Regions from separate parts of the Mus musculus genome. Here region 1 is linked to region 2. The links are chromatin loops, found by intact Hi-C in ENCODE. Cell type or tissue: gastrocnemius. All regions are shown on one strand. Links, peaks and the distances in the headings refer to the core of each region. The heading gives the core; the rest is flanking DNA. Region 1 overlaps Arhgef18 (rho/rac guanine nucleotide exchange factor (GEF) 18). Region 2 holds the start of Arhgef18 (rho/rac guanine nucleotide exchange factor (GEF) 18).

What was found. Hi-C counts contacts between places; a loop is a spot of excess contacts. Peaks named below come from ENCODE experiments on the same cell type or tissue, not always from the same donor. Only the 100,000 strongest peaks of a DNase experiment are listed, where the experiment ranks them.
Region 1: it touches region 2 in a loop (6-fold over the local background); 15 of 42 quality-filtered maps call a loop at or near these places.

Annotation. Positions count from the first base shown.
Region 1 is chr8:3,444,010-3,459,148 of GRCm38, reverse strand. Arhgef18 (rho/rac guanine nucleotide exchange factor (GEF) 18) reads right to left here. Exons shown (of 29, transcript NM_001370668.1): 19 at 14,082-14,260; 20 at 12,059-12,147; 21 at 10,581-10,766; 22 at 8,713-8,853; 23 at 8,235-8,368; 24 at 7,611-7,658; 25 at 7,471-7,518; 26 at 6,864-7,334; 27 at 5,778-6,111; 28 at 4,865-4,990; 29 at 2,548-4,777. The coding sequence ends at 4,614. Pex11g (peroxisomal biogenesis factor 11 gamma) reads left to right here. Exons shown (of 5, transcript NM_026951.3): 5 at 1-2,044. Among named protein-coding and RNA genes, the nearest start is that of Pex11g, 16 kb to the left of the region's middle. In gastrocnemius, for the core only: a CTCF peak has its summit at 8,263; a DNase peak (open chromatin) is centred at 8,280.
Region 2 is chr8:3,349,057-3,364,195 of GRCm38, reverse strand. It overlaps Arhgef18 (rho/rac guanine nucleotide exchange factor (GEF) 18), which reads right to left and starts at 10,759. Exons shown (of 29, transcript NM_001370668.1): 1 at 10,466-10,759. The coding sequence starts at 10,469. It overlaps Gm30369 (a long non-coding RNA gene), which reads left to right and starts at 8,487. Exons shown (of 5, transcript XR_870091.2): 1 at 8,487-8,597; 2 at 9,276-9,343; 3 at 10,389-10,490; 4 at 14,262-15,139. In gastrocnemius, for the core only: no CTCF peak of the experiment used is centred there; a DNase peak (open chromatin) is centred at 5,938; H3K4me3 peaks cover 543 bases.

The sequences.
Region 1 (15,139 bases), core at 4,660-12,659, 93 kb before region 2:
GATTCCCAGAGTGGGAATCACTGGCCACTGGTGCATCCATAAGTGTGTACTCCGGTGCTGGCCCCTGGGCAGGGTGGGAAAGGGGCTGAAATGAGATCTTCTCAGGCCCCAGCCAGGGTTTCAGGGGAAGCTGCTTTCTTGGGAAGAGGGGGGCACATGAGAACTTCAGGACTCTCAGAGCCAAGGGCAAGGTTTGCAAAGTCCCAGGAGGACACTGCTAGAGCCTCCTACCTGCTGGCTTGCCTAAAGGTGAGTGGGAGAGACACATGCCTCAGGTCGGGCTTCGGCAAAGCTGGAATATAGGAATGTCTATTAAAATCTCTTGGTATGGTGCCAGTGTGTGCATGAGGTGATTAGAGCAGTCTCACTCTGGCCTTCCCTCCTCTGGGCCTATGTCACAAGGTTTGCTCTCACAAGTGCACTGAACACGAGTGGGAAACCACTCATCTCTGTTCTACCCCCCAGCCTACTGGCCTCAGAATCTGACTGACCTCTGCCCACTGAGCCCAGGACTAGGATCACGCTCTGCACTTCCTGTGGTTCTCAGAGGGAAACTGTTGGTCACTGCCTCCAGGAAGGCCACCCTTAAATGAGGGACCTCAAGGGCTGCAGTGTTCCCATTTAAGCTGGGGCCAGGCCATGGTTGTCGGCCTCTCTGAAGATGTGTAGATGGATTTGTGTCCTCTATCAAAGAGACCATGGTAGATTGTGCCTTTTCTTCTTAAGCAGTTTGAGTGTTTATTACATTTGTGTGTGTGTGTGTGCACGTGTGTGTCACGGCTCTCACCATCCACGTCCTAGAGATTGAGCTTGGTTTGTTAGGCTTGGCTGCAGGCGCCAGTACTCATGGGGCCTTCACCTGTTCACATGCATCGTTTTTGATCTGAAAGCTAAGCATGTCTGCGAGACTCTGAGCCCAGCCTAGGAGACAGTGGCCCTTGAACTTTATATGATCCAACCTTTTGTGTTTGTCTTGAGACAGTCCTGCTGCACAGGCAAGGCTCCTTCCTAAGTACAGCAATGTCTTTTCTTTCCCTTTCTCCCCCTCCCTACTAGGGATGGATGACTTGTGTGCTCTACTGTCAAGATACAATGCCCTCTGGCCCTCTCCCCTTCTGGTGTTGGCCAAAGTCCAAGAAACTTTTTTTTTTTTTTTTTAAATGTGGAAGATAGGTGTTTGTGGGCCACCGGGATGCTGGACCCACTGGGGTGGAGGGTTAGAGGACCCCAGCAAAGCATTCCACCCTTTTGCTTATGGGCACCTGTGCAGAGCTCATGAGTAGGCCAGGATCAGCTCCTATCTCTGGTGGTCCCACCTGCTCGAACTCTTAAGACCATCAGGTAGGAGTCCTGGTATCTGTTCCCCACCTAAAGACTGAGCCCATGAGGCTCTCAGATGAGTGCCTTACCTAGTCAGGGTGCCAGGAAGACAGGCTGAGCTTGAGGTCCAAGCCTTGCACAGGAAGACTTTGACATGAACAGTGTATGGTGCAGACATGGAACCAAAGGACAGATACTTCTAGAAAAGGCAGCCCACCCGAGCTGTGCAGTGGTTCTAAGATCTCATGTGTACCAGCCAAGTCCTCCATCAGTTGAGCTCCAGTCCCCATTACAGCTTATTTTTCTGTGTTTGAGACAAGGTCTTATTTGGTTAGGTTGCCTTGAATTTACTATGTAGTCAAGGACGCGTGAAACTTCTTTTTGAGACATGGTCTCCCTATGTACTCCCTATGTAGCCTCGGCTGGCCTCAAACTCATAGAGGTCTGTCTGCCTCTGCCTCCTGAGTGGTGGCATTAAAGGTGTGTGCCGCCATACCCAACTAAACTTTTATTTTTCAGAAAAAGACTTACTTGTGTATGTACCTCACGCATGCCTGGTGCCTATGGAGGTTGGGTCCCCTAGAACTGGAGTTAACATGATTTGGAGCCACCATGGGAGACAAACCCAGGCCATGTCAAAGAGTACCCAGTGCTCTTCAACACTGAACCACCACATCTCCAGCCCCCAGACCTTAAACATAAAATAAAAAAGTAAATAACTAAAGTGTGTGTGTGTGTGTGTGTGTGTGTGTGTGAAGGTCAGAGGACAAACTTGGGTGCTTGAGACAGGGTCTCTTCAATGCTTACTGTTGTGTACGGTATGCTAGCTGGCCAGTCTCTTGTCTCTGCTTCCCATCTTGTATGAGTGTTGGGATTACAGATGTATGCTGCTCAGTCTGGCTTTTAACCTGGCTCAGGCCCTCACACCTGCATGGCAAGCACTTTACGAACTGAGCCATCTCCCCAGCCCCACCTTACACCTCGGATCCTTTGCCTCTGCCTCCTGAGTGCTGAGATGGCAACTGTGCCCCACCATGCCAAACTGGAAATAGGATGTGGGGCCTCATGCATGCTCAGCGAGGCTCTTCTGACTGAACCACATCCTCGGATCTACTCTGCACTGGCTCACCTTCGACATTTGTGTTCCTTATCAACAAAAACCTTGGCAGGGCACAGCTCCACGCTCTGCATTCCCAATCCCCAAAGAAGGTCTGTTTCAGCCTGAGATGCTCTGGATAATTTTATTGCTAGAATCTGGTCACAAGTTCTAGCGTGGTTCCAGAATACCCTGTTGCCAGGATGCTCTGCTATCGCTGTGAAAATAATCAGGGGTAGGCGAAGATCATGGACACGATTGACAAGGGAGATTGAATGCTGCTGGCTCACCATCTTCACAAATGAGATCTGCCAGGAAGGGACCCATGGCTGCTGGTGACAGGTAACTGATGACACTGTCCTACTGTTTACAGTACACAGCTGAGAACCACCTGGCCACCTGGTGGGGGATACACTGAATCCTTCCCAGGGCCAAGTGGAAACCATTTGAACTTCTAAATCCAAAAAGTCATGGTGTCTGGTGGTGAGCCCACCCAGCTCTTGTTAGGTACTGGAATGTTCTCTTCACAGAGTGGGAACTTAAAAGTCAGCTTTTCTAAAGTGCTCAGATACATCTCAGTACAAAAACAGAAACAAAACAACAACAACAACAAAACCCAAACCAACAAAACAAACCACAAAACACTGATTAGCAACATGGCACAATGAGGTCTGGAAGATATAGACACACTCCGGACACAAGATAGAAACAGAAGGACAAGAGTAAGAGCTATTCGGGTGCTGGGGTCCATAGGCCTAGGGATGAGGACAAGGGGGACCCTGCTCCATTCCTGGCACCCGGAAGTCGTCAGAGACCACCACTTTCAGCACCCTGTTGTCTTACTAGCTCGCGGTTGGATTCTTGGTAACTACGCCCACAGTCGCTCCCTGAGCTCATGAGTGCTTAGGTCTTGGCTCTGGAGGGCTCTTGCTCATGCCAGCAGCCTCTGACACTTCCCTGTTCCACAGAGGTGGGGATGGCCTGGCAGTCTGCAGACCATCTAAGGTACTGTCTACCTAAGTATCACAGGGCAGGGTCTTTGTAGTGGTTTCTTAGGACGATGGGCTCTGGAGACTAAGAACCATAAGCGTAGGACTTGGTCCTGCCTGTTGTTAGTACTTCAGGGTAGGGTATAGCAGGGAAACCTGGCTAAGGGATGATTCTGGACCTCAGCCAGGTCTAAATGTGGTAGACCTGGAACTCAGACCTGCCCAGGTCTAGGAACAAGACCAGACCAGAAGACCAGCTGCTGTCCCGACTCCTGCACAGGCTGAGGTGGTACCAAGATGGCCATCTGTGGCTACTCACCGGCAATGTCACTAGGCTATTCCTCCACATGTCCCTGAATGTGTTAGCTCTGCTTTTCTGTGAGAACACTGACAGGACCAGGAAAAATCTGCTCATTTCACAGCGATCAAACACGGTCTGTGCTGCCCTGCTGAAACTGGGGTTCTGCATCCCAGGTAAGGTGGATGGGCGGACATGGCAGGTGCCCCCTGAGAAGCAGAGTTGGGAAGACCCCAGCCTACTGCAAGGAGTGACAGTTGGTAACCCCTCATCAGATTGATTTCTGAACCCGCAGATCCAGTCCATTGCTCCATGGATTGCCCGGGGCTGCCTGAGTCTTTCTGTATCCTCTGGAGTTGCCCAGGCCATTTTCTGGTCAAGGCTGTGGCCAGTGCCAGTTGCTGCTTTGGAAGTGGAGATTCGCTGGACTCTGGGTGATTCTAGTGCCTTCTGGTGCAAAATGACTCAGTTTAATTCAGAGATTCCTGGGGGTTATGGAGTCTGCCCCTGGAGCCGGTATCTTCTCAGACCTGCCTGCCCTGCTCTGTCTCCTGGCTGGCTCCCAAGTCTTGGGCTTTATACCTCTGGGGGGTTCCACCTTCAACTTAAAAGAACTTTGAGCATATATACACATACATATATATATAATATATATATATATACACACACACATATACATATATATGCATGTATGTATGTGTGTTCAAGGGGGCTACCCATGTTTTGCCACTAAATCTATAGCGAGCTGTGAGACTCAAGGCATACCATTTGGGCAATCTCAAGGGAACAAGTGCCTGGCTGTGCTTGTGCAGGGGAAGGGGACGGCCAGACAGTACAGTCACCCATAGGATCCCCAGAGACATAAAGGGTATCAGGACAGAAAGGGGTCTGCCCTTGGGGCCATGGCCCCTCAGAAGAAGATGACATCTTCCTTACTAACTTCATCTGTGGTGGCGAGTGGTGTGGTTGGCAGCGAGGAAGCTGGGGAGACAGGTGGTAGTGATGTGCCTCCGAACTTGAAGGCCTCGGGGGGTGTGGCAGCTGGGGCCGGGCTTGGGGCTGGGAAGCAGGGGTCTGGAAGAGAGTTGGGGGTGGTTACGGGAGTGTCAGATGCCACCACAAACAGTGGCTGGGCTCACAATGGCCAGTGGCTGGGCTCACCTGAGGCAGGTGCAGACCCATGGGCGGCAGGCAGGACGGGACTCAGTGAACGGCGGTTCCGTGATGCACTCTCATCCTTGCCTATGAACTTGCTGAGGAGCAGCTGCTGCTTCAGGTCGAAGGACGCTGGAAGAGGGAAGGCGCTAGGACCCGGCTCTATGCCATCTGGTGGGGTGGGTCTTCCCTACTCGTACTTCCGAGTGGGCACCAGATAAGTACTTTGAAAGGTGGCATGGAGTCACTCAGTGTCAGCAAGAGAGAAGTGTGTGGCTTCCAAGCAGACATCCCTTCCCCATGATCACTGGGACATGGATTCTGCTTACGGAGTAGTCCCACAATACCTTCTGTGTCAACAGGGGATAGGGAATCTCTATGGTGAGGGGACAAAGATGCTGGGTACAGCCCTAGTGTTTGTCCTGTGCCTCAGCTGGTAAGCCCTAAGTAAATGAGCATGATGGTTAGTTTTGTCAACACAACCTGGGCCAAAAGTTTCAGGGAAGGATTTTCTACATCAGGCTGATCTGTGAGTATCTGTCTTATTTGCCTTAACTGGTGTGGAAGTCCCAGCCTGGGGCGCCACCATTTCTTAGGTTTGGGCCGTGGTTCAGAGAAAGCTGGCCGGACACTAAGCATACATGCATTCATTTCTCTCTGCTCCTGAATGGCTATGAGAGGCTGCCTCAAGCTCTCACTGCTCTGACTCCTCACCACGATGGACTCAAACCTGGAACTGTGAGTCAGGGTATTTTATCACAACAGAAATGCAACTGGAAAAGTGAACCTCTCTGTCTTCTTGCGCACACTGGTGCTTGCCTATCTGCCTCCCTGTCTGCATTCCAGATATGCTGCTGGGACAGGTCCACTGGGAGGGGTGTGCAGCTTCTCTGAGTGGTGGGGGTGGGGTGCAGCTCACCTGAGCTCTCCCAACGCTGGGAACCCCTGCTCTTGCTGCCCTTCTCCTTGCCACCCTTGGTGGAGGCGGCCAGCTTGGTGGGGATCTGCTGTTGCACGGCTGTCTGCCTCTGAATCTGATTGGTGGCACTGAGTAGCTGGATGGGCACATCGCTCTTGGCTGGCCGGCTCTCAGGGGGGGCACTGTCCCAGCGGGCCACCTCGGGTCGCTCTACGTTGTCAGGTCCTGTGCCATGTAGCATCGCGCTCCCTTGGGTTCCTGGTGCTTTGGCTGGGGCCGAGTGCCCCTCCAGCCCATCGCCATTGAAGCTGGGAGGGTGGCTTGCAGGTTGGGCCTGGAAGTAACGGAAGACACATCCTACTGCTGCTAAGCCTGCTGGTGGCTATTAACCCACACCAGGCCTCCTAGCCTTCTGGTGGCTTTGGCCCGGGGAGGATCAAACATGGCTGTTAAATGCTCAGAGATGAATGGGTGTTGCCCACCCAGCTCTGCATCCAGTCTGCAGCTAGGAAGGTCTATTCTGCACTCTGCAGAGCACTGCTTCCATCTATAGTTGCTTCTGGTGATTGACAGTTCTTGGAGCACATCAGTATGTGTATACCCATGGTCACACTGAGCCATATTCATATTCTCTCTCTCAAATGTGGCCACACAACTTATATCTGACTACTCATAAACTTTTTTTTTGTTTTTTTGTTTTTGGAGACAGGGCCTCTCTATGTAGCCCTGGCTGTCCTGGAACTCTGTGTAGACCAGGTTGGCCTAAAATTCACAGAGATCCATCTCTGTATTCTAAGTGCTGGGATTAAAGGTAAAAAAGTATGTGATGTTAGGCCCGGCACCAATGCCCTAGGGTCTGACATAGCCCAAATGGTCTTGTAGTTGCTATGTAACCAAGGATGTTCTAATGTCCTACCTCTAACTCTTCAGTGCTAGAATAACAGGGCTATGCCACCACATTTGATGTTTTTTTTTTTTTTTAAATACAGTGCTGGGGTTGGAACAAGGGGCTTCATGCACACTAGGCAAGCACAAAACTGAGCCACATTTCCAGCTTAGTGGGTTTGGCCATACAGGCCCACTAACCTCTGCCAGCACCTCCGGGGGCAGTGCCCCTGGTACAGTGTTCTGTTTCTTGAACCTGCGCAGCAGCTCCAGGCGCTCACGTTCACGGTCCACTGCTCGCTGGGCCTCACGCAGACGCTCCAGGTCATGCTGGTAGGCCTGGCGCTGTCGCTCTAGCTCGGTGCGCTCCTGGTCCAGCCGCTGGCGCATCTGGCGTGCCTCGCCCTCTCGCTCCTGCAGTCGCGCACCGGCCAGCTCCAGTTCCTGCTGCTGGCGTGCCCGCTCCCGCTCCCATCGCTGCTGCTCCTGGCGAAGTTGGCTTTGCAGCTTCTCCACACCGGCGCGCTCCTCACGCTGCTTCTCAAAGTTGCGTTGCCGCTCTTGCTCCAGCAGCAGGTTCCCACGTGTTGACTGCAGCCGGAACTGCTTCTCGCGCTCCTGGATGGCCGTTCTTTGCATCTCCACATAGCTATCCTGTTGAGCGATGACCGCCTGGGGACAGGGACAGGGACAGGGACAGGGACAGGGACAGGGACGGGGTGGGTCTGATGAGAGTCATGCCCTTGGCTAGACCCAGCCCATCAGTGAAGGGCAGGAGCAGCCAGTCCCTCCCTAATGCTGCAGGTACCTGGAGACTAAGAAGCAACTGCGACAGTGTCTGGACCCGGTGGACCAGCTGCAGAGAGAAAGCCAAATTGGTCTACTTGATGATGGTACATAGGGCATATGGGCATGCTGTCCCTGTGGGAGATGGAGCAGGGGCGGTACCTCTAATTCCAGGACAGTGGGCAGGCTCTCTGTGCTAGGCATCTCCACCTATTAAGACAAGAATGACAGTATCAAATGGGATCTAAACCACCACAGCACACTACGGGAGGAGACAGAACTCAGTGCTGGGCTGTGACTATGGCCATCTGATGTATGCCTATCTGAGAGTCTGGAAAACGAAGGTTTTGGGATGGCTGGGAGATGGGTGGGTGGCTGACGCTCTACAGTAGGGTGGGCTTGGAAGTGAAGCTTGTTGCTTATGAAGCTTATTGTTCATGCAATAAACACATACACATCCAGTTCAAGTTCAAGACAGCCAGGGCAGGTAGCCTTAGCCTCTGGAAACCTCAACAGCAATGGATGCGCTGCGTCAAAGGGAAGGGCCAGTCAGGAGCCCTGGCAGATGTCACCACACACTCTGTATAGCTTGTGGAAACAATGTGGGGCATTTTGGACCTGATGAAGTTGAGGCAACTATGTTGTGTCCATCCTCCCCTCTGCCTCCTTCCCAAGCTACTACCTGCCATTCCCAGGAGTTTGCAGGAGTAATTTTGAAGGCTGTCGCGTTATGTCAACGTGGACTGTCTTTACCCATGCAAATCAAAATGATCAGAAGCCACTTACAGCCTGTGGCGATTCCTCACAGCAGCCACTGGGGGCGCTGTTGTCACAGGGCCTGGAGTCTGGGCTGCTAGCAGGTCCCTGCCAGTCTTGGGGCCTGAGGTCACTGTTGGATACCTTCCTTTTAAAGCTGCCACCTGGAGACCCCAAGCAGAAAACAAGAGGATGCTATGAATCCCACAAGGCTTGGGATCCCCCTTTTCTGAGACCAGCCCATGTAATAAATGCAGGCTAGTGTATTCCTGGAGGCCTGCTTTATTTTATTTTTTATTTGTTTGTTTGTAGTACAGAGCCCACAATACCCAGAAATCCGAGGAATGTTCTCAGTCAGAAATTACACTCCCAAGTCTGGAGAGATAACTTGGCCATTAAAGGCTAAGGCTCAAAACTAAAATTTCAAGAAATTACACCGTACATAACACTGGATCTGCTGCGCATGGGCTTCCCAAGGCACAGCCTCGGAGGAAAGTGACACACTTACCCTTGCTAGGGCTTCCCACACTGTCATAGCCCCCGAAGGTCTCAGCCCGCCGAGGCAGGCCTGCAGAGACACTTCCCTCCTCCACTTGGCTACTGGTGCTGCCCAGGTGCCGCTGGCAGATCAGGCTCTGGATGCCCTCAACTGTGAGGGAGAGGTGGGGGACATGAGTCAGCAGGTGATGAGGTTATACTACGGGTAGTGGGGAAGTCCAGACATGAGCAAGGAGCAAGTGTGGCAGTGAGTGCTAAGATGAAGGGTATACACCACTACCTCAGCTTAGGCAGTGGTGAAGGTAGAAGCCAGTGCTAGTCAAGCACTCTAACAACAGAGCCCCCATCATCCTCAGCATCTAAGGGAGAGGCCAAGGCAATCAGGCAGCCATTGGAGATAGGCTCCTTAAGATTCAGGAAGTTCTGAAGGGAAGCTTGTTAAGACTCAGGAACTCAACAATGTACAAATCTCACGAAGTTCCTGAAACTTACTAAAGGTTACCTACAGAAAGGACTGCTGGGGAGAAGAGCTCTTCAACCTGTCCAGCCAAATTCACCTGCAAGTCTTGAAGAAAGTTTCAAGGTCCTAGCTTTTGTTAGGCTGGGGTAGCTTTCAGTGATACAGCTGCTTTTAAGCTGTAAGCAAACCTTCATCCCTGCTCCTTCCTGTAGATGACCCAAACAAACTTACTGATTCACCAAGTTGGACTGGTGTTAATGTTACTTGGGTCTGTCATCAGTTCCCTGTCTGGGCCTAGGGATGTGATGTACCAGTCCTTACCTAGGTCTAGTAAGAGACACATGTTAAATGAAGAGCCACATAAGAGGGCTATCCATGAGGGTAAGAGTGGTCTAATACCGTTCAATGGCCTGCTAGTATTTCAAAGTCTCTAGCCAGGTGAAGAAGCAGGGAAAATAGTCCCAGTCCAAGTGCCACATTTGTCAGTGTTATTGGAGGCAAAGAACAATAGCCCAGGAGGCAGAGGTGAAAGGGCATTGCAGGTGTTGCTGGAGAGAGCAAGACACCCACTGGGTCTTTTGCTAATCTGTGCTGGCAAAGGGTTGAGTGATCTGACTTGCTGATGGAAGAGAGCCATTAAGCACTGGTTTCCTACCCTGCTCGACATCATGGAGCCCTGGTGGCTGCACTGGTACTGCTAGGTGGTCCTGTTGCAATAAAGGCTGCCCTTACCAGGTCTAGCTTTGAGGTTGGCAGAGGTGTCTCTGTATGGTCAAGCTAGAATTGTGTGAAGACGGCAGGTGATATATACCCCATGGTTTACACCACGGGCGTTTAGCCTGCAAGCCTGCCAGAGCTAGAGGTAATGTTCTGGCCCAAGGTTAGGGTACATTCTGTACTCCAGAAGTCCCTCAAAAGAGCATATGTATTTTCCTGAGGATATTATTAGGGACCTATGTTTTCCTAACAACAATCTAGCTTACACTGATTAATTGGTTTGTGTTCCAGTGTACACATGTGACACAGCACGCGTGTGGAGGTCAGAGGACAACCTGTATTTGTACTGTTGGTTCTCTCCTGGTACCATGTGGATCTCTAGGACTGAGCTCAGGCTGTCGTATGTGGGTGCTAGTACCCTTACCTGCTGGCCATCTCTTAGGCTCAAGCTTTATCCCCTCCTCCCCCTACCCCAGAACATAAGGTCACCCAGGGAGCATTTGTTGAGTAAGTGCTTAAAGGATTTGGGTAGAGCTCAGCTGTAGAGCCATTGCACATGCTGGATTCCATTCCCTGGATTATAAAAAAAAGCAAAATGACGGTGGTCCTGGGTGAGCAATAGAGAACTGAGCCTGGCTTTGGTCCCCCAGGTAACCCGCCCTGGAATATCATAGCATAGCTCAGTGGGGAGGCTAACTTACTCTCACTCATGGCCGATCTGAGAATCTGCTCCCCCCGCAGGGTCTCAGAGGGGTCTCCTCCTCCTCGGAAGAGGCCTCGGTTCTGGGCTGACTCTTCCAGCCCACTCAGCTGAGCCATCTCCAGGTAGATCTGCTGTTTCTCCAGAAGGCTCTGGGCAATCAGCTGGTCTTTCAGGCTCAGTCGCTCTACAGGAGAACCCAGAGGTGGTGGTCAGCCTTAGGGACCTGGCCTTGGAGTCAGGCTGTGAGGGTGGGACCAGAGGATTAAACCTGGGTCATCAGGCTTGGCAGCAAGGATTTACACATTGATCCACCTTGCCAGTCTGGGTTGTTGTTGCTGTTGTTTTTTTTTTTTTAAACATTTACTTGCTGAGCAAGGTGGCACACGCTTTTAATTGCAGCACTTGGGGGACAGAGGCATCTCTGGTCCACGAAATACAGCCAGGACTACATAGAGAGACCCTGTTTCAAAAAGCCTCCCAAATTATTTATTTGTGCATATGAGCGTGCATGAATATGTTTGGGTGTGCACATCTGTGCAAACGCTTGAAGACCACAAGAGGGTGTCAGGTGTGCTTCTCCATCATTCTGCGTATTCACGTGCGGTAGGGTCTCTTCCCAAACTGGGGCTTTGCTTTCTCAGCTATGCTGAAAGCCAGCAAATCCTGCCTTCACTTTTCAGACCTGTCGCTACGTGTGTGCATAGGATATCTGGCTCGTTATGTAGGTGTTGGGTCTGAACCCTGGCCTACATGGTGATGCAGCAAGCACTCTTAACTGCTAAGCCATTTCTCCAGTCCCTGTTTGTTTTGTTGCGATAGGATTTTATCCCCCCACCCCCCCATAGGGTGGAGCTTCCCCATTCCTTGGTCACCCAATTACAGCCAGGCTATGGATTGTTAGGCTTGGTGGCAAGCTATCTTTAATACAGGCTGCCTTCGAATTCCCACTAATCTTCCCAGCTCAGCCTCCTGGAGCTGGTGAAATGGCTCAGTGGTTAAGAACATTGGTTGTATGTCCACTGCCCACATACATAATACTTTTTTTTTCTTTCCGAGACAGTTTCTCTGTGTAGCCCTGGCTATCCTGGAACTTACTCTGTAGACCAGGCTGGCTTCAAACTCGAGAGATCTGCCTGCCTCTGCCTCACACCCAGCTCCATGTACTTATTTTTTATTGTGCTGTTTAATTTTTACTCTTCTGCTTATTTGTTTGTTTGGCCTTTAGCTCTGGCAAGCTTTGCTCACCACATAACTGAAGATGCCCCTGAACTCCTGACCCATGCATGTCCTTGTGTATGTGTGGTACTGATGCTGGAACCCAGGGGAAGCTAGTCAACCCTACTGAGCCCCTGAACTGAACTCTTCAAAACGGGCGAACCTTATGCTAAGAGCATTAAACCTCAGTGAAGTGACACAAGCTTGATGTGGGCCCACGGGTTGCAAGAGGAACCTGCCCAAGGTGCTGACCCCTCTTACCTTGAAATTCCTGGAGTTTCATGGTGCGGGCTTCAGCTATCTTTTTCTCCTCAGCCTCACTGAAAACGTCCTCCTCCTCGTCAGGACAGCTGCAGGGAGAGGAGGGGACAGACGGCTGCCATCAGTGTCTCGTGGCTTAGCTGTCCCGACACCAGTACTGCAGAGCAATCTCTTCCTGACCCTCTTGTGCTGTCAAGATAGCTTGGGGGATAATGGAGCCCTAGATCTAGAAGGGACTGTCTCAGCAGTAAAGGCAGAGAATGACAGAGGACATCCAATATCCTCTTCTGGCCTTGGTGCCTGAGTTCTACCCTCAGGATCTATATGATAGAAGAGAATAACTGACTGCCCAAAGTTATCCTCCAACCTCCACATGCATGCCATAGCTCACTGCTCTGATAAAGGCATGTAACTATGAAAAAGATTCCTGGGGCAGGGCCAGGATTAGCTATAAAAGGGCTCCTCCACTGACCGACATCCCCACCCTGTACTGCTGATTTTTTTGCTTTGTTTTGTTTGTTTTGTTTTTCAAGTAAGGATTTCTGTGTAGCCTTGACTAGAACTCCTTCTGTAGATCAGGCTAGCCTTCAACTCAAGATCTTCCTGATTCTACCTCTCTGACCGTGAAGATTAAAGAATGGTGTGTGCCACCACCGCCTGGTTTTTTGTTTGTTTGGTTTTGCTTTTTAAAGACAACAGGCACCATGTGTCATCCCAGGGTAGCATTGATCTACTGTGGTCAAGGATGATGTTGAATGTCTGGTCCTCCTGCCTCTACTACTCAGGTGCTGTAATATAGGCACGCACCATCAAACTGAGCTATATGGTGCTGGGGTTTGCAGTGAGGGCTTTGTGCACATTGGGTAAACACTCTATCAATAATCAGTCATAGCCCCAGGCCTGTGCTTTTGTGGGGGACTTCGACTGGAGGAAGAGAAGGGAAGACAAGGGCACCAACAACACATGACAGTTCTCAAAGGGATGACTTGTGATCCCTCTGCCTCAGGTTGCTGATATGAGGAGTATAGGCATGCACCACCAAGCTCAGCTTCTTGTATACCTTTCTTAGTAACTATTTATTATTGTATTTAATTTATATGTATGTGCATATGTACGTGCAGGTACCTGTGGGTACCAGAAAAAGGTATGAGATCCCCTGAATTAGAATGACAGGCAGTTGTGTGCCACCCTATGTGGGTACCTGGAACTTAACCTGGGTCCTGTGCAAAAGCAGTAAGCACCGTTAGCCACTGAACTCTCGCTCCAGCCTCTCATGTGGCATGGAGGTGGCTATTTCCAGATGACTGTCAGGCACTGGAGGCCATGGGCCACTCAGAGCTAAGCATGGCGGGAGTGTAAAGCAGGAGCCCAGAAAACAAAGATAGGGCATTATAACATGCTCTAACAAGGCTGGCCTCAAGCTGTTTAGCTGAGTGGCCCGCAATAAAGGTCCAAGTTAGAAGTGCCTGGCCTCTCATTCACTGGATACAGAGATATCCAGGCCGTGTGAGCATGGTGACAGGTTGCTATTACTAGAAGGAGAAGGACTAGACTCTGTCAGTTCAGTTATGACAAGTGCTAGGGTGCTCACTAAGCACTCGTGAAGCTTAGGTTCCATCCCCAGCACTGCATACACTGGGTGTGGTGGTGCATTCCTTTCAGCCCTGTACCCGGGAGGTGGGGGCAGGAATCAGGATCATCACTGGCTACAAAGTGAGTTGGAGCAAAGCCTGAGCTGCATGAGACTGTTTCTCAAAATCATCCATCCATCCACCCACCCACTCATCCACCCACCCACCCACCCACCCATCCATCCATCCACCCACCCACCCACTCATCCACCCACCCACCCACCCACCCATCCATCCACCCACCCACCCACCCACTCATCCACCCACCCACCCACCCACCATACCAAACAATGAACCAAGTGGTCTGTCTGGGAGATCAAGGCCACAAGTGAGTGGTTTCTCAAACCCAAGAGCATGAGCCAGGCAGGAGGGAGACCCTGAGCTTGTCTCACCTCTCCACGGCCCGGCGGATGTGGGCCATCCAGATGTTCCTGTCCTCTTTGGAGCTGGTGTACATCTCATACATCTCTGGCCCCTGCATGGAGGCGCTGATCAGGAACATGGCCTTCTCCTCGTTGGCTACCTCTCTCACGATGAGCTTTTGCAGAGAGATGACGGGTGGCTTTGAGTCCTGCATGGAGGAAGGTGATGGAAACTTAACTCTAGTCTTGCTATATCCAAACGCTGGAGTCTGGAGAGAAGGCCGGTATAGAGGGGGACTGCAAGGTGAGCTGTGCCCTGACTCCCAGTGTGCATACACATTCGTGTGGAAGGCAGAGAGTGATCTTAGCTGCCGTTCCTCAGGTGCCATCTACTTTGGTTTCCTAGATGATGTCACAAGTGTGCTTGGTACTCTGCTAGGCAGGTGGCAATAGGATGTCGTTACAAGTGCATGTCACCACACCCTACTTTTTTGTATGGATTCTGGGGAATGAATTCTGGTCTTCAAGCACAAAGCAGCAATGGTTTACTAACTGGAGACTTTTCAACTGATATCCTAGTATTCTTTTTAATGGGTTCTTTTGGCCTTAAACTCACTGTGAAACCCTGCTGGCCTCAAATTTATAGCGATCCTGCTTCAGCTTCCTAAGTGCTGGGAGTTCACCACCCACCCAGAAAAGGGCAGCTCTCTCCTTTGCTTTATTTTTATTTTTTATTTATTTTTTAAGACAAGGTTTCTCTGTGTAACCAAGCCCTGGCTGTCCTGGACTCACTTTGTAGACCAGGAAGGCCTCAAACTCACAGATATCTACCTACTTCTGCCTACCAAGTGCTGGGATTAGAGGTGTGTGCCACCATACCTGGTCTCTCTTTTATTATTAATATTTTTTAACGTTTTGTGTGTATGTGCACATGTATGCACAATGCACTTGTGGAGACTATGTTTTCCCAGAGAACAACTTGTGGGAGTTGGTCCTCGCCTTCCACCATGTGGGTTCTGGGTACTGAACTCAGTCAGGTTAGCAAGCTTGTCAGCAAGCACCTTCACCCACTGAACCATTTGCTGGCC
Region 2 (15,139 bases), core at 2,747-10,746:
CTTTCTTTCTTTCTTTCTTTCTTTCTTTCTTTCCTTCTCTCTCTCTCTCTCTCTCTCTCTCTCTCTCTCTCTCTCCTTTCTCTCTTTCTTCCTTATAAAATAAAAGAATTTATTTGGGGGCTTACAGTCCCAGAGGGTTGGAGTCTTTGACCATTATGGTGGGAGCATGGCATGATGCTGGGGCAGTAGCTGAGAGCTTACATCCTTGTCTACAAGCACAAGGTAGAGGGGGGACAGATACAGAAAGAAAGACAGACAGACAGACAGAGAGAGAGAGAGAGAGAGAGAGAGAGAGAGATAGAAGGGTATGTGGATGATTGAATAGATGGAAGATTGTAGGATGGTTGATTTGACAGGTTGATGGCTAAATGACTTATGGATGAGAAGTAGGTAGTTAAATGTATGGATGAATGGATATTGATTGATGGTTGGTTGAATAGATGGATAGATGATTAGGAGATTGGGTGGGTGATTGGGTAGGAGGTGGATGGATTTTGGACTGGCTAGACTGTAGGTTTGGCTGGGTGACTAGTCAGATAGAAGATGTAGAGTTACATGAGTGAATGGGTGGATGGCAGATAGTTATCTATTGGAATGGTTCTATAGTTACATGACAGTTTGTATGGAAGAAAGAAAGAATAGATATAAGGATGGCTGGGCGGATGAATCAGAGGAAGGATAGAAATATAGGACAGTTAGCTAGTTTACTGGCTAGATCCCAGGCTGGATGGTTGGGTGGAGGGCTGCAAGGGAGAATGCTCGGATGGATGGGTAGACCGGTGGGTGGGTGGGGAGATTAGCTAGATGGAGAGATGCACATTCAGGTAATCTGCAGGGCTGGAGTCTTACAGATGCAAGTGGGCAGAACTGAGGCTGAGAGGCCAGAGAGAAAGGGACCACAGGGCAGATATAGACCACTGCATCGTCACTGACTGCAAAGGAACTTAAAAATTATGAGCAGAAGGTGGTACTATAGTAGCAGCTGAGGGAAGAGAATAGAGAGCCCCTCTGCCCTGGGCATGGGGGCATAGCAGGTCTCAGTCATCTCTCACATTGTGCCTGGCTCTGTAGTCTAGCCTCGTTATTTCCCCAGAGGGTCCTATGAGGGACTCAGAGAGTCAGTTACTGAATCTTAAAGGAGCATGGGAAAGCCCTTCTTGGTGTTGAGGGAAGTGCATTTGTTCCCTAAATATGAGGACCGGAGTGCCCAGCATCTGTGTAAAAAGCCACATGAGGCCATGAATACTTGCAATCCTATTGCTTTGAGGGTAGAGACAGGTGAGCAGAGGCCCATGCATGCCTTTCTCTCTCTCTCTCTCTCTCTCTCTCTCTCTCTCACACACACACACACACACACACACACACACACACACACTCACATATTGTCTTTTCCCCCAGTGCTTTAGGACTAATGACAAGAGAATCAAAGGTAAAGGAGTCACCTAACAAAGCTAGACAGCTAGACGAGGCAAGGCCTGCACAGGGAAAGGGACTCAGGATCCTTGGCTTTTCTCTAATGAGCTAGGTTCAGACTGAGAGCAGCATCACCCGCCCCCACCAGCCCCTGTGGCCTCAGCCATAAAAGGGTGTAAGAGTCACTGTCAGCGCTTACAGTTCACTCCCCCACCTGCTGCTGGCCTACAAATCATCATCTCAACCTGCTTGAACCCAAAAACAAGGCGTGCTGGATGGCTAGGATCCAAGACCCAGGCGGCAGGAGGACACCTTAGGGATCCATGCCCTGTGAGCTAACTCTCCCAGGCTGCCACTACAGATGGATTTAGTACCCTCCACTGGCTCTGGGAGACATCCCATGTGGGCATCTCTGCTTAACGATAGAACCCATCACAAAAGCGGCTCCAGAACTGAATTGGTTTCAAATTCCAGTTCCTTGTATGTGCTGGCTGTGTGAGCAGGCTGCTCAGCCTCTCTGAGCCCAGCCTCAGTGAAGGTCAACAGTGGGCAGTAAGTCCATCTTGATGACTGTTCTTTAACTGCACCCCAGTTCCCAGGCCACCTCTCTCTCTCCAGCCCCAGCCATAGACTCTGGGTCTTCCGGTCTCAGCACAAAGAGAGTGTGTGAATCAGATGACCTGGTGGTACTCTCAGGTACACCGTTCCCTTCATCACAGAAACAATGATATTCTGAACAGGGAAACATACGATATCTGCAGGTGGCTGGGATAGATAGAGGTCTGACCAGCAGTTATGGGAAGATGGAGGCATAGAGGGCCAGAAAACCAAGGGTGCCATGCTCAGTTCAGGGCAGGAGGATCAGGAATTCAAGGTCATCCTTGACCACATAGTGAATTTGAGGCCAGCCTAGGGTTTGTGAGATGCTCTCTCAAGAGGGAGGGAGGGAGGGAGGGAGGGAGGGAGAAAGGGAGGGAGGGAGGGAGATAGGGAGGGAGGGAGGGAGATAGGGAGGGAACAGAACATGGTCTCATCCTAAGGAGTGCTCATGCAAGCCACAGGGAATGTAATCTAAGAATCCAATCCCTACATAGTTAAACCAAGGCCCCCGTTACCCTAGAAAGAACATGAACCAGTGTGTGTGTGTGTGTGTGTGTGTGTGTGTGTGCTTGCATAAGTGTGCACGCTTGAGAGAGGTGCATGCTTCAGAATTTAAAATCTCCTTTTCTCTTTCTTTTTTGAGACATAATCTCATGGAGTCCCTGCTGACCTTGAATTCAACTATGTAGCCAAGGATGACCTTAAACTTTTGATCCTTCTGCCTCCACCTCCTGAGTGCTAGCATGACGGCCAAGTCACAGCATACTGGGGTGGGACCTCACGAAAGCTAGGCAAGCACCCTACTGACTACGTCCCTCACCCCCTCCAATCTCCCCATTTCAATTGTCTGCCTTGGATGGTTTACTCGTCCTGTCACCATTCCAGGAGCCAACGATGCTAGGGACCCATGCTCAGTTACCAAGCTCCCGAAGGGAGCTCACCAGCTGGTGATGTGGTGGATTTTCCTACTGTAAATTTCTCACAGAGCCTTGGGGAAACGTTTTCTCTGAGAAAAAAAAAGGAGCCCCAATGTTCATTAAGGTCCTTGGTGCTCTGGGAAAAATTGGCAGTTATAGTCTCTGAGGTTGACTTGGGCAAAGCCTGTCAATCAGCTAAGAAAAAAAACAAACAAACAAACAAACAAACAAAAAAACCAAGCAAAAACAAACCTCCCGTGCGGACGATTAGCCAGTGCTTTAGGGGTGTCTGACTGGGTGGCGGTCCACTGCTTGCCTCCTTACCTCGCTTAAATGCCCATCTCTTCAGCCACAGCTTGGAGAGAGCCGGCCAGGAGTGGTTGAGCACCGAGTCAGCCATGGGTACCTCATGCATGTGAGGAGGGTGCAGATCGGCCCCAGGGAGCAGAAGCTTAGACTGGGGATCCCTGCCAGCAAGGGGGGGGGGGAGGGCGGAGACTGCCTTCAAGGCCTGCCAGAGACATCAGCTTACGGGAGCCTGGGTTGGAGGAGGAGAGCTAGACATTGTAACAGTGGAGAGGGGCAGATCCTGGGGCTACAGGCAAAGCAGGGCTCAGCGCCTCCAGGTCTCCTTCAGTCCAGACCCAGGGGGCCACTCACTCTGGCCCAACAAGACACTCCTGAGAGACAACAAGCCCACCCTGCATCTGAGGGGAGCTTGGTTATGTCTGTCAGTCTGCCTCTCTGTGTATTTCTGTGCTCATTGTGTGTTTGACAGGGCAATTATCTATTTACATAGAAAATGTGAAAATTCTCTATTACACACACACACATACACATGATTTTGTGACTGTATGACTCTGGTATATGGTGTACATGTGTGCTTGAATATGCACTTGAAGGTCAGAGTCAATCTTAGTCACTCCTGAGGATCAATGTCCATACTATTTTTGAGACAATATCTTTCATTAGCCTGGAGCTCTCCCATTAGGCTATGCTGTCTGGCTAGTGTTCCCTAGTGGTCTGTCTGCCTGTCTCTGACTGTCCAGAGCTGGGGTTTTAAGTACACACCACAGTGCTCAGCTGTTTTTGCATGGGTCCTGGGACCCAAACTTACGTCCTCAAACTTGCAAAGCCAGCGTGTTACCTGCTAAGGCACCTCTCTAGCTCTTGTTTTTCTTTTAATGTCAATTTTTTTGAAACCAAAAAAAAAATAAAATCACTTTGTTCTGACTAACTCAAATAAAAAGATCACACAACTGGTTTAGGGAAGCCACTCACACCAACACCCACCCTGTGCCTCACTTGGTGCATCTCCGTGAATTCTGTGCTGTCAGAGTAGCCTCTCGTTGAAGCTGTGAGGATTCGCTATCACTTCCAATTACATCTCCATGCACGTATACACCATACACACAACACCAAAAGCATAGCAGAGCTGAAACTAGGAAAACCTGTTAGCTTTTGTACCGGCTAGTTGTGTGTCAACTTGACACAGCTGGAGTTATCACAGAGAAAGGAGCTTCAGTTGAGGAGATGCCTCTATGAGATCCAGCTGCAAGGCATTTTCTCAATTAGTGATCAGGGGGAAAGGCCCCTTGTGGGTGGGATCATCTCTGGGCTGGTAGTCTTGGGTTCTATAAGAGAGCAGGCTGAGCAAGCCAGGGGAAGCAAGCCAGTAAGGAACATCCCTCCATGGCCTCTGCATCAGCTCCTGCTTCCTGACCTGCTTGAGTTCCAGTCCTGACTTCTTTGGTGATGAACAGCAGTATGGAAGTGTAAGCTGAATAAACCCTTTCCTCCCCAAGTGCTTCTTGGTCATGATGTTTGTGCAGGAATAGAAACCCTGACTAAGACAGCTTTATATCCTCTCTCCTGCCTCATGCCCTTTCTCATCATCTAATCTCACCCTTAGCTCCATCAAGGTTAGGCTGTGTCTACACTTACAGCTGCTTACACTGTGTAGTATACTTGTGTGCATTGTAGGATAGAGTCTACATATGAGGGAGAATATAGATTTTCTTTTAGAAGGGATCTTGAGTAACCCAGACTGACCTGGAATTCACCGTGTAGTTGAGGATGGCTCTTAACATCTAACCTTTGTCCTTTAACCTCTTGGGTGCTGAGATGACACATATGTACCTCCATGCCTGGTATATGTGGTGCTGAGAACAGAACCTGTGGCTTCCTTCATGCTAGGCAACTGACTTTTTTGAGACAAGGCCTCAAGTACTCCAGGCTGGTCAATATTATTATAGAGCAGAGGACAACCCAGAATTCCTGGTCCTCTTGACTCCTGCCTCTGTCTCCTCATGACTGGGATGACAGGTGTTGAGTTCCAACTTGTGCAGGTGGACCCACATCTGAGCATCAAGGTGTAGTTAGGTGTGGCTGTAGACAGTGTGACTCTCAGTATTCAGGAGGTGGAGGCAGGAACATCAGAAGTTCAAGGCTAAAATGGACTGAAAACTTCATGTAGCTGTGAAGAATGAAATTATGTCATTCATAGAAGAGTGGATGGAACTGAAGATCACCAAGAGTGAGGTATAGCAGAGTTGGGAATAGAAATGTTGCATGTTTTCTTTCACATGCATAATCTAGAGTATATATATATATTTATATGTATGAGAGAGGCTATACAAAGTTTGAGGCCAATCTGGGCTACATGAAACTGTCAGAGAGAGAGAGAGGGAGAGGGAGAGGGAGAGGGGGAGGGGGAGAGAGAGAGAGAGAGAGGGACTAGTATAGTATGGTATGAGGGAGAAAGAAGTCAAAGCTAGGGAAAGGAGGAAGTCAAGAGAATAATGATATATTTGAATATATATATATATATATATATATATATATGCAGAAATGAAAACTATTTGAAGGGAGGGGAGTCAAGCAAGAGAAGCGGATAGGTTGGGAGGGCATGGGAATGTAAAATAATAACAAATATTAGGTGGTTTTGAAAGCCGTGTATGTGCAGGTACATGGCAAACTTACACTTGTCCATGCGGGTGCTGCCCCCTGGTGGTAGAAGCCCCATGCTTGGTTTCCTCTCGAATGGCCCCAAATTCCAGGCTCTGCCTACTTGGTTCAGGACACACTCAGAAGCTCACATTAAGGCAAACTCATCTTACATAGTCCCTCTTCCCTCATAATAAAATATTGAATTGTCTATGAAACTCAGGCAATACTGTACTGAAAGCAAATTCCAGAATAGTGGTGTGAGGCACATGATCTCCAACCACCGTAACTGTAAACCTGGGACTATCTATGATCCTGTCTCCCTGCACCCGACCATTGACCCACTCCCATCCCGCCTCTGCCCCCACCAAGCCAGAGACGATCCTGAATCCTCCCCCCTCAGAACCCAAATAGTCCCCAAAGTCTCTTTCTGGTCTTCTCTCTGTGCGTCCTACATGTTTTGACTTTGGCTGACTGCTATCTTCCCCTGGGAAGGAAACAAGAGGGAACAGAGGGGAGGGGAGGAAGAGGAAAGGAAGGAAGAGCAAGGGAAGGAAGAGAAACAGAAGAGAGGAAAGGAACAAGGAGAGAAGGGGCACCCTTGAGAACCCAAAGGCTCTCTGCAAGGGACCAGAATGTGGTCCAGCATCTCATGTTCGATGGTTCAGCTTAGTTGTTTATCAAATAGCCAACAGGTTAAAAGAACCTTATAAGACAAATAACTACCATAAATGAGGTTTCAACATAGGCTCATAAGTCTGCTTCCAGTTGTGTTTGTTACATGAGTCAGCTGGAGCAGGTGACTTCAACCCTTCTTCTTAAAAAAAACCCATTCCTTCCCTTTGTGGCTCTTTCTTTGCAGTTCAATAAATACAGAGCAAAGCACTTAGTCATGGACACACAGACACTGGGATAGATTTACAAGGCAACATACAGTCTAGCACCTATTCAGACTCAGACAGTGGACAGTAAGGAGATGATAGAAGATAAGGAGAAAGAAGTAGAGAATTCAAATCTAGCCTCTACCTTTCTAAAACTGTTCCAAAGCAGAGTGATTTTAATTCTTTCCCTTAGTTTGGCACTGACTGATTATTGGTGACTCTTGAGTTAATCATTAATGTGTTTTCCTTTACCAACTGAGTATCACTCCAGTCCATGGAGTGCATTTGAATGTCCTAAGTGGTTGCCTGAAACCATGGCAATAGCTGCTGCATACAAACTTTCCCCCAGGCTCACATACCTATGATGAAGTTCAATTAGACATAGTCAGAGATCGACAAGTGTAGCCAGTAATAAACTAGAACAATCAATGCTGAGCATGGAGCTGCATGGCTGTAATCTCAGCATTTGGGAGACCGAGGCAAGAGGATCAGGATGGGTTTGGATTCAGCCTGGTTGAAAAGACTGTTCTAAAAAGACAAAACAAGGGCTGGTAGATGGCTCTAGCCCCCAGACCAGAAGATCTCTGGAACCTACATGGTGGAAGGAAAGAACCGAATCCTAAAAGTTGTTCCTGACTTCTGTATGTGTGTGTGCACATGTGTGTACATGTGTGTACATGTGTGTATGTGTGCATGTATGTGTGTGCATACATGTGTACATGTGTGTATGTGTGTTTGTGTGCATGCATGTGTACATGTGTGTATGGGTACATGCATGTGTGTGTGCGTGCGTGCACATGTGCTATTCTTCCAGAACGTCTGAGTTTGATTCCTAGCATTATTACCAGGTAGGTAGCTTATAAGCAGTGAATCCAGCACCAGAGAATCCAACTCCCTCTTCTGGCTTCCTATGGTGCTTGTACTCATATGCTCCCATCCCCCACAGAAAATCATCCTGAAAATCAGCAACACAGGGCTGGCGACTTGGCTCAGTTAGGAGAAGGTGCATGCCAGCAAGTCTGACGATCTGAGTTTGATTCTTAGGACCAATATGGTGGGAAGGAAAGAACTGATTTCTACAGGTTATTCTCTGCTCTCTACACACATGCACACATGTGCACACCACACATACATATAAAGAAATGTAATAGAACACATTTTAAAACCAATAAATGGATAAACTAAAAAAAATCAAACATAAAAGACAATAAAAGCAGTAATTAAAGTGATGCCAATTCCTTCAGGATACTTCATGCTAAGTAGGATTTTCAGACTTAGGTTGATAGTGGATAAAGGAAACAGAAAATCTCAGAGAAATAGGGGCAGTGGAACTAACTGAGGGATGGGTATATTATGAGCCTTAAAAGAGGATTTATTTCTTTTTATTTTATGTATGTGTTTTTCCTACATGTATGTATACCTACCATATGAGCACTGGACATGCAATGCCCTTGGAGATCAGAAGAGGGTGCTGTGCTCTCTGGAGCTGGAATTACAGGTGGTTGTGAGCCACCCCACGTGAGTGCTTGGAACTGAACCTTGGTTCTCTGCAAGAACAGCAAGTACTCTTCGCCACCAAACTACCCCTCCGACTCCACTGGGCTTTCTTTTGAGGTAAAACACAGGAAGTGCCTGTGACATATACATGTTTTATGGGTGGGGACAGCCCAGGAAGCAAGACTTCACCACAAGAACACAGAACAAAGGAAAGGGCGGGGTGACTGATGTTTTCTGAGCTGCTACAATCTGCCAGGCACCAAGCTCAACCATCTCTCGTGTGTGACCTCGGGACTTTTTCCTCACATAGAAGCCCAGAGAGGTTGTGCAATGTCACCCAGAGGTGGGAATGTTAGGATTCGAACACATGACCTATCTAAAATGACGCTCCAGCACTAACCACAGGAGTGAGCCCAAGCGCATTCCTAGATCGGTGTTGGGAGTTGGGGAGACCTGGGGGTCAGAGATGGTTCAGTCCAGATTCACTGAGGAGTTTGCAGTTAACCACATGCGCGTGACCTATGCATGAGCACATGCTGGTGTGTGTACAAGTGTGTATGTGTGTGAGGCAGGAGGTTGACATGGAGTGTTTCCCACAATCGCTTTCTGTCTTTTTTATAAACTTAGTTAATTATTAGTTGATTATTAATTTGCACGTGTGGGCACAATCCACAGAACGTGAGCAGAGGTCAGAGGGCAACTTGCAGGAGTCAGTTCTCTCTCCAACGTATGGATCCCAGGGCTCAGGCTCGGGTCCTCAGGCTTAGCCTCTACCTGCTGAACCGTCTTGCTGGCTCCCACCTTATTTTTTCTTATTTTTATTTTCGAGACCGGCTTTCCCTGACTCTCCTTGAGGTTCACTGATTCAGCTAAACTGGCTAGTCGGAGAGCTTCAGTGATCCTGTCTCTGCCTCCACAGTGCTGAGCTATCAGGCCTGCACCACCATGCTCAAAACCTGTTTTTTTTTTTCATGAGTTTAGGGGAGCTGAACCAAGTTCTTATTCTGTGTTATCTCCCTAGGTCCTCTTCAAGACCCATGAAAAGCTGCCTCAGACAGGAATTTACAGTCACAAGAAGGGTGCTTAAAGGTGGGTACAACTTGGAGTTTTCCCTCAGAAACCAGGGTGACTCTCTTGGAGGGTCAGCCCTGTGGGAGCCACATTCAAAGCCTGTCTCCTACCTAACTCACCACCTCCGTTAGAGTGGTCAGCTCTAAATCCACTGATACATGGCTCCAGGGGTCGCCTTCCTACACCCGAGAGTGCACAAAGTCAACAGAAACTGAGGAAACTGTAGTCTTGGGTGTGCCTGGTACAAACCACAGCCTGCCTCCTCACCTCACTCCATTCCGGCAGTTGTTGTGGGAGGTTCCTCAAACTGGGCCACAAAGGGAGCCACCAGTGACTCCCCAGGGTTAAGGGCCTACAGCTGGAGGGCTATTGAGCAGAGGGTGGTCCCCATTTGGAAGACCTGGAAAGATCGGCTTTTCAGCAGATGTCAGCCTTAAAATTTTGCTTTGCAGACAGGATTCTCCAAGTCTGTGTCAGGCAAGGCTGAACAAAACCCCAGAGCCAATGCTTTGAAAGGTGAAGAGGTCAAGCTGCAGTGTGGTGGTATGCGTGCATACCTGTTACCCCAGAACTGGGGAGGCACAAGTAGGAATGCTGGGAGTTGGAGGCAAGCCTGGACTGCATGGTGAGACCCAGATTCAAAAGCAAAACAAAACAGAACAAGGCAAAACACGGACACCTGCTGAAAAGGCGCTTAGACTTCCTCCCTCATCCCTGGCCCCCTACTCCTCCGTCCCCACACAGGCTTTGCTTACAAAAGGTTCCTTCAGACTCCATCATAGGTCTCCTCTAGACCAGGTGGCCTCTGAACTCCCTATGTAGCTGAGGATAACCTAAACCTCTAATCCTCCTGCCTCCATCTCCCAAGTGATGCTTGACAGCGTACAACACCCAGCTTTGACTTATGCAGTGCTGGGGATGAAACCCAGGACTTTGCCCATGCTAAGCAAGCACCCTATCAATTGAGCTATCTCCCCAGCACCCTCCAGGGTCATTTTAGGATTCCTGATCTCTGCAGTGCAAACAGCTGCCCCACTCTCTTACTGTTGTGTCCCGGCTATAGGAGTCAATCTCCTGCCTCACAGACTCTCAGACGTGCAGATCCCGAAGTGCCCACCACTCTTCAAGATAGTCACTCACCCATGAGTTCCCGATTCTTGCTCAGGTAGGTAACTGGCTTTGTTAACAGCTCTTGCAGCTCCCATGTCACACAACCAGGGTTTCAAGGGACACATGAGCCAGGCTAACCACAGAGTGGCTCAACTCTGCCCAGTTTCCTCTTTCTAAGCCACCGGCTTTTTATGGTTGTCTTCATCAATATTGAGCAGCAGGCAGCAGGGGTCAGCAAGGAGAGGAGAAAACAAATGGAGGTGGGTTATGAGGATCTGGGAGTCCACCCTCAGCCTGTACCTGCCGTAGGCGTCACGGGGAAGTAAAGTAAAGAATGTAAAGCCTCCCACGAGGGGAGGGGAGGGGAGGCAGCAGCACTGAACCCCCACCCGGCAGCTTCCTGTGGCGCCAACTGCTGAAGAGGAACGGGGTGTGAGGGCCTCACCCTAACACTCGGGCACACAAACAGAGACACATGGGACATGCAAGTCACATGTCTCTAGACAGACACACGCTGGAACACACATGGGGACAGACACATATGTGGGTGTGTGGACCCATGGAAACATGTGGAGCTGAACGCTGGGTTTGTAAATGTCTACCAGCGATCATTCTGCTTGGTATCTGTCTGTTTTCCCGGTGTAAATACTGCCACTACCGCTAACTCCACTTCTTCAACTAACGCACTGTTACCAGAGCTGTTAAGGTTAGAGCTTGAGTCCTGGCAGTCTCCTAACAAACCAGATTCAGCGACTCATTCTAAGAAAGTCAGTCGAGGAAATGGCTCAAAGGGTCAAGTGCTTGCTGTGCAAGCAAGTGGAATTGATTTTAGTTCCCCACCCCCACCTGACTAAATAAAGTCAGGGTGTGGTAAGGCCACCTGTGAGAACTCCAGTACTGAGCTGGCAGATAGGAGAATCCCAGGGAAGGGCAGGCTACCCAGTCTGATCCAGTGTTCCAGGTTCAGTGAGAGACATTGTCTCAAAAATAAGTGCATGTGGTGGTGCACGCCTTCAATCCCACTGGGCAGGCAGAGACAGGCGCACCTCTGAATCTGAGGCCAGCCCAGTCTTCAGAGGAAGTCTAGGCAACCAGGGCAAACAACAGTGAGAAGTAGAAAAAATGTATCTATTCAGGGTTGCTGCACCTGTAAGAGGACCAAACGGCCCCCTGCTCCTCCCACCTCTCCCCTCCAAGTCCATCCTTAGAGACCTGGTATTAGATGTAGGTTTAAATAGAAGGCAAGAGGTATGCGCAGGGCTGGAGAGATGGCTCAGTGGTTAGGAGTGCTTGCTAGTCTTCTAGAGGACCTGAGTTCAGTTCCCAACACCTACACTGGGTGGCTCATAACTGCTTAATTTCTGCTATAGAAGGTCCTGTGCCCCTTCTGACCTCTATAGGCACCCAACACAATTGCATGCACACACACGCACATATCCACACACAGACAAACACACATACCCCAGACAGTTGCACACACAAGCACATATTCATATACAGACAAACGCACATACCCACAGCCACCTGCATATATACATTCATATATATACACACACAAACAAATACACATACAGGTACACGCACACATATGCACACATGTGCACACACACATACACACTTAATAATAGGAATGAATATAGACTATCTTCACTCCTACCAGGATGGGTACACCAGTACCTGAAAAGGTGAGCAGAAGAAGGGTTTAAACTTGGCTCCACACTGGAACTGAGTGAGTGGTCTCTTAGCATGAAACTCTTGTGAGTTCTCAAATGTGGCCCTCTGGGAAACAGTAATGTACAAATAGCAGCATTCACACATGCAGAGATTCCTGGGTGGATACATTGGTCTTTGCACAGACATGAGAAGCTGAGCACAGTTACACACATGCTGTGTAGAATAGTAGTGTCTATACGCGCAGAAAGCTCTGAGTAGACACACATTATACTCTGGGCTCTGCACATATATGTGGAACTGTATGCACAGGTGAACACACATAGAGTATAGACAGTGAGGCCATGCCGTGGCACACAGGATGCACCACAAGCAAGAGCAACAGAAGAAAGTGTGTTTTGGCTTACAGTTCCAGAGGGCTAGTGTAGGCAGCCGGGCGCCTAAAAGATGGCGCCGGCCTCCGGTACACCGTCGCCATAAACAACGCCACTGCGCAGGCGATAGCCCGAATCTGGCGCCAACCCCTCCCGAGCAGGTGCATACAAATCAAAGTGCCGGCAGACTGACCAATCCCAGGAGGACACATAGCTCTCCCCAGTGCTGGGGTGTATATAAGCAGTCCTTCCTGGGTTTCCGGAGTTCCCGTAGCAAGGTGTTCCTGAAATAAAGAAGGCTGTTGAGAAGAATCCGACTGTGTTGCGTTTTTCTTGCTGGACGAGGTGAGTGCAACAGGCTAGATGTACTTTAATGCCAGGAAGGCAAGGAAGCAGGGGTTGGAAGCTGAGAGATCACATCTTTATTTACCACCAAGAAGCAGAGTGCAAATTGGAAGGGCAGTGAAGCTACATACTCTCAAGACTTATCCCTAGTGGCAGTCTTTCTCCAGCAATGCTGTACCCCAAAAGTTCTATAACCTCTCCAAACAGTACCACCAACTGGGGACCAAATGTTCAAATACACAAGCCTATGGGTGGTGTTTCCTATTCAAACCACCCCAAAGGAGACGGAGACCTCCGAGACACATGTTTACACAGCGCCAATCTGGAGACACAAGAGCATCTCACACAAACACTCAACCACATCTAGCCTCTCAGACTCGCCAGACCCCTGCAGACTTCTCCGGCTTGTCTTGGCTCCCAGGAGTGGATCATTAATCTTCTGGAATGTTGGGCCTGTGTTATGGCTAAGTGGATAAAGGAGCCTGCTTACCTCAATTTGATTCCTGATCCCAGGTTAGTAGAAGGAGAGAAATGACTGCTGCAAGTTGTCCTCTGACCTCTACAGGTGTACTGTGCAATGCAGAGCCACACACACGGACATTGAATAAATAAAAATGTAATGAGATAAAAGAATTCAGGACAGTTGAAAGCTGGTGGTTAAATGCATCATGCGTTGTGTGTGAGTGTCGATGTGCAAGCAGGTGTGTGTGTGTGTCTGTGTTGGTGGAGGTTGGAGGAACCTTGGGTGTCGTTGGAGGAACCCTGAGTGTCATTGGAGGAATCTTGGGTGTCATCAGAGGAACCTTGGATGTCATCGGAGGAACCTCAAGTGTCACACCACTGGTGCTTCCCATTTATTTTTTAAATGAAGTCTCTCCCTTGGCCTCAAATTCAACAAGTAGGCTGCGCTGGCTGGACAGCAAGCCCCAGAACCTGCCTATCTCCATGTCCCTGGCTCTGGAATTACCCAAGTGTGCAAGTATGTACTACCGTGTCCAGATATTTTTACGTGGATTCCTGGGATTGAACACAGGTCCTTAGACTCATGAGGCAAGCACTTGATCCACTGGGCCACCTCTTCACCCCCATCCCACTTTTATTATTATAAACCTTGCTGTTTTAAGACAGGGTCTCTCCAAGTTGTTCAGCTTGGTCTTGAACTTAATTTATAGTTCAGACAGATTCACAACTTACATGCTTTCTGCCTCAGCCTGGAATGAGAGCTTGTACCACCATGCCTAAATACATTTTTGACAGTGTGTGTATACTTGCTGAGGTCAGGCTGTGCCCTTGAGGTGGCTAACTTTGATTGTCAACTCGACCACATATTGAATTAACTAAAACCCAAGCAGCTGGGCAGACACCTATGAGGAATTTTCTTAATTGGATTATTCGAAGTAGGAAGATTCACTTTGAATATGGGTTATATCTTCCAGTGTCTCCTCACTCATACCAGTCTGTTCATCTACCCTGTTGCTGAGACATTTCTTCTCTGGTATTGGAACTGGATTCAGACTTCTTTGGGATTCCAATTTAGACTGAAGACCAGAAGCTCTCCAGGAACCCTCCAGACCTCCAGCACCAGATTGGGACTGCAGAGACATTCAGTCTTTATTGCTGGGCTGCCTCGACCTGCCAGCTTCTGAATAATGTCATATAGACATAATAATGACATATTATCTATTAAGCTTAGACTTTAGCTGGCCACCTCTCAGCCATCTCACCTCATTTAGGTTAACCTGACTATTCTATTCCACATCCTGGCACATGACCTGTTACCTGTCTCTCACATACTCAGTCTTGGCACCTGTTCCTTCTGTCTGCTGTGTCCAGTTGGTGACTCTCAAGCCTCTCAGTTCTTCCCACACTTCCCACTTCCGTCCGGATGTTCTGCCTTTCCTTGCCGGTTTGCCTTCAGCTCTTTATTAAGCCCGTCAGAAGGTGATGGGGAAGAATGTTTACAAAATACTCAGGTAGGTGATGTTCCAATAAACATAACAATACGAAGGTCCTGGCAGACAGTACTAAACTCTCTGCTGGTACCTAAGTTAACATTTGAATAATACAAAGACAACCTTTACACAGTGCACAAAAAGATTATCCCAAGTGTTGACTGAACAACTATCAGATTCCTGGCCTTTCCACCAGGAAGACAGCCAGTTTTGGACTATAGAGGCCACCACCTGTAAGCTACTCTAATAAGGCGTGTGTGTGTGTGTGTGTGTGTGTGTGTGTGTGTGTGTGTGTTCACTCATCCTACCAGTTCTGCTCTTTTAGAGAACCCTAGTACAGCCCTACTCTGAGTTACTCTACA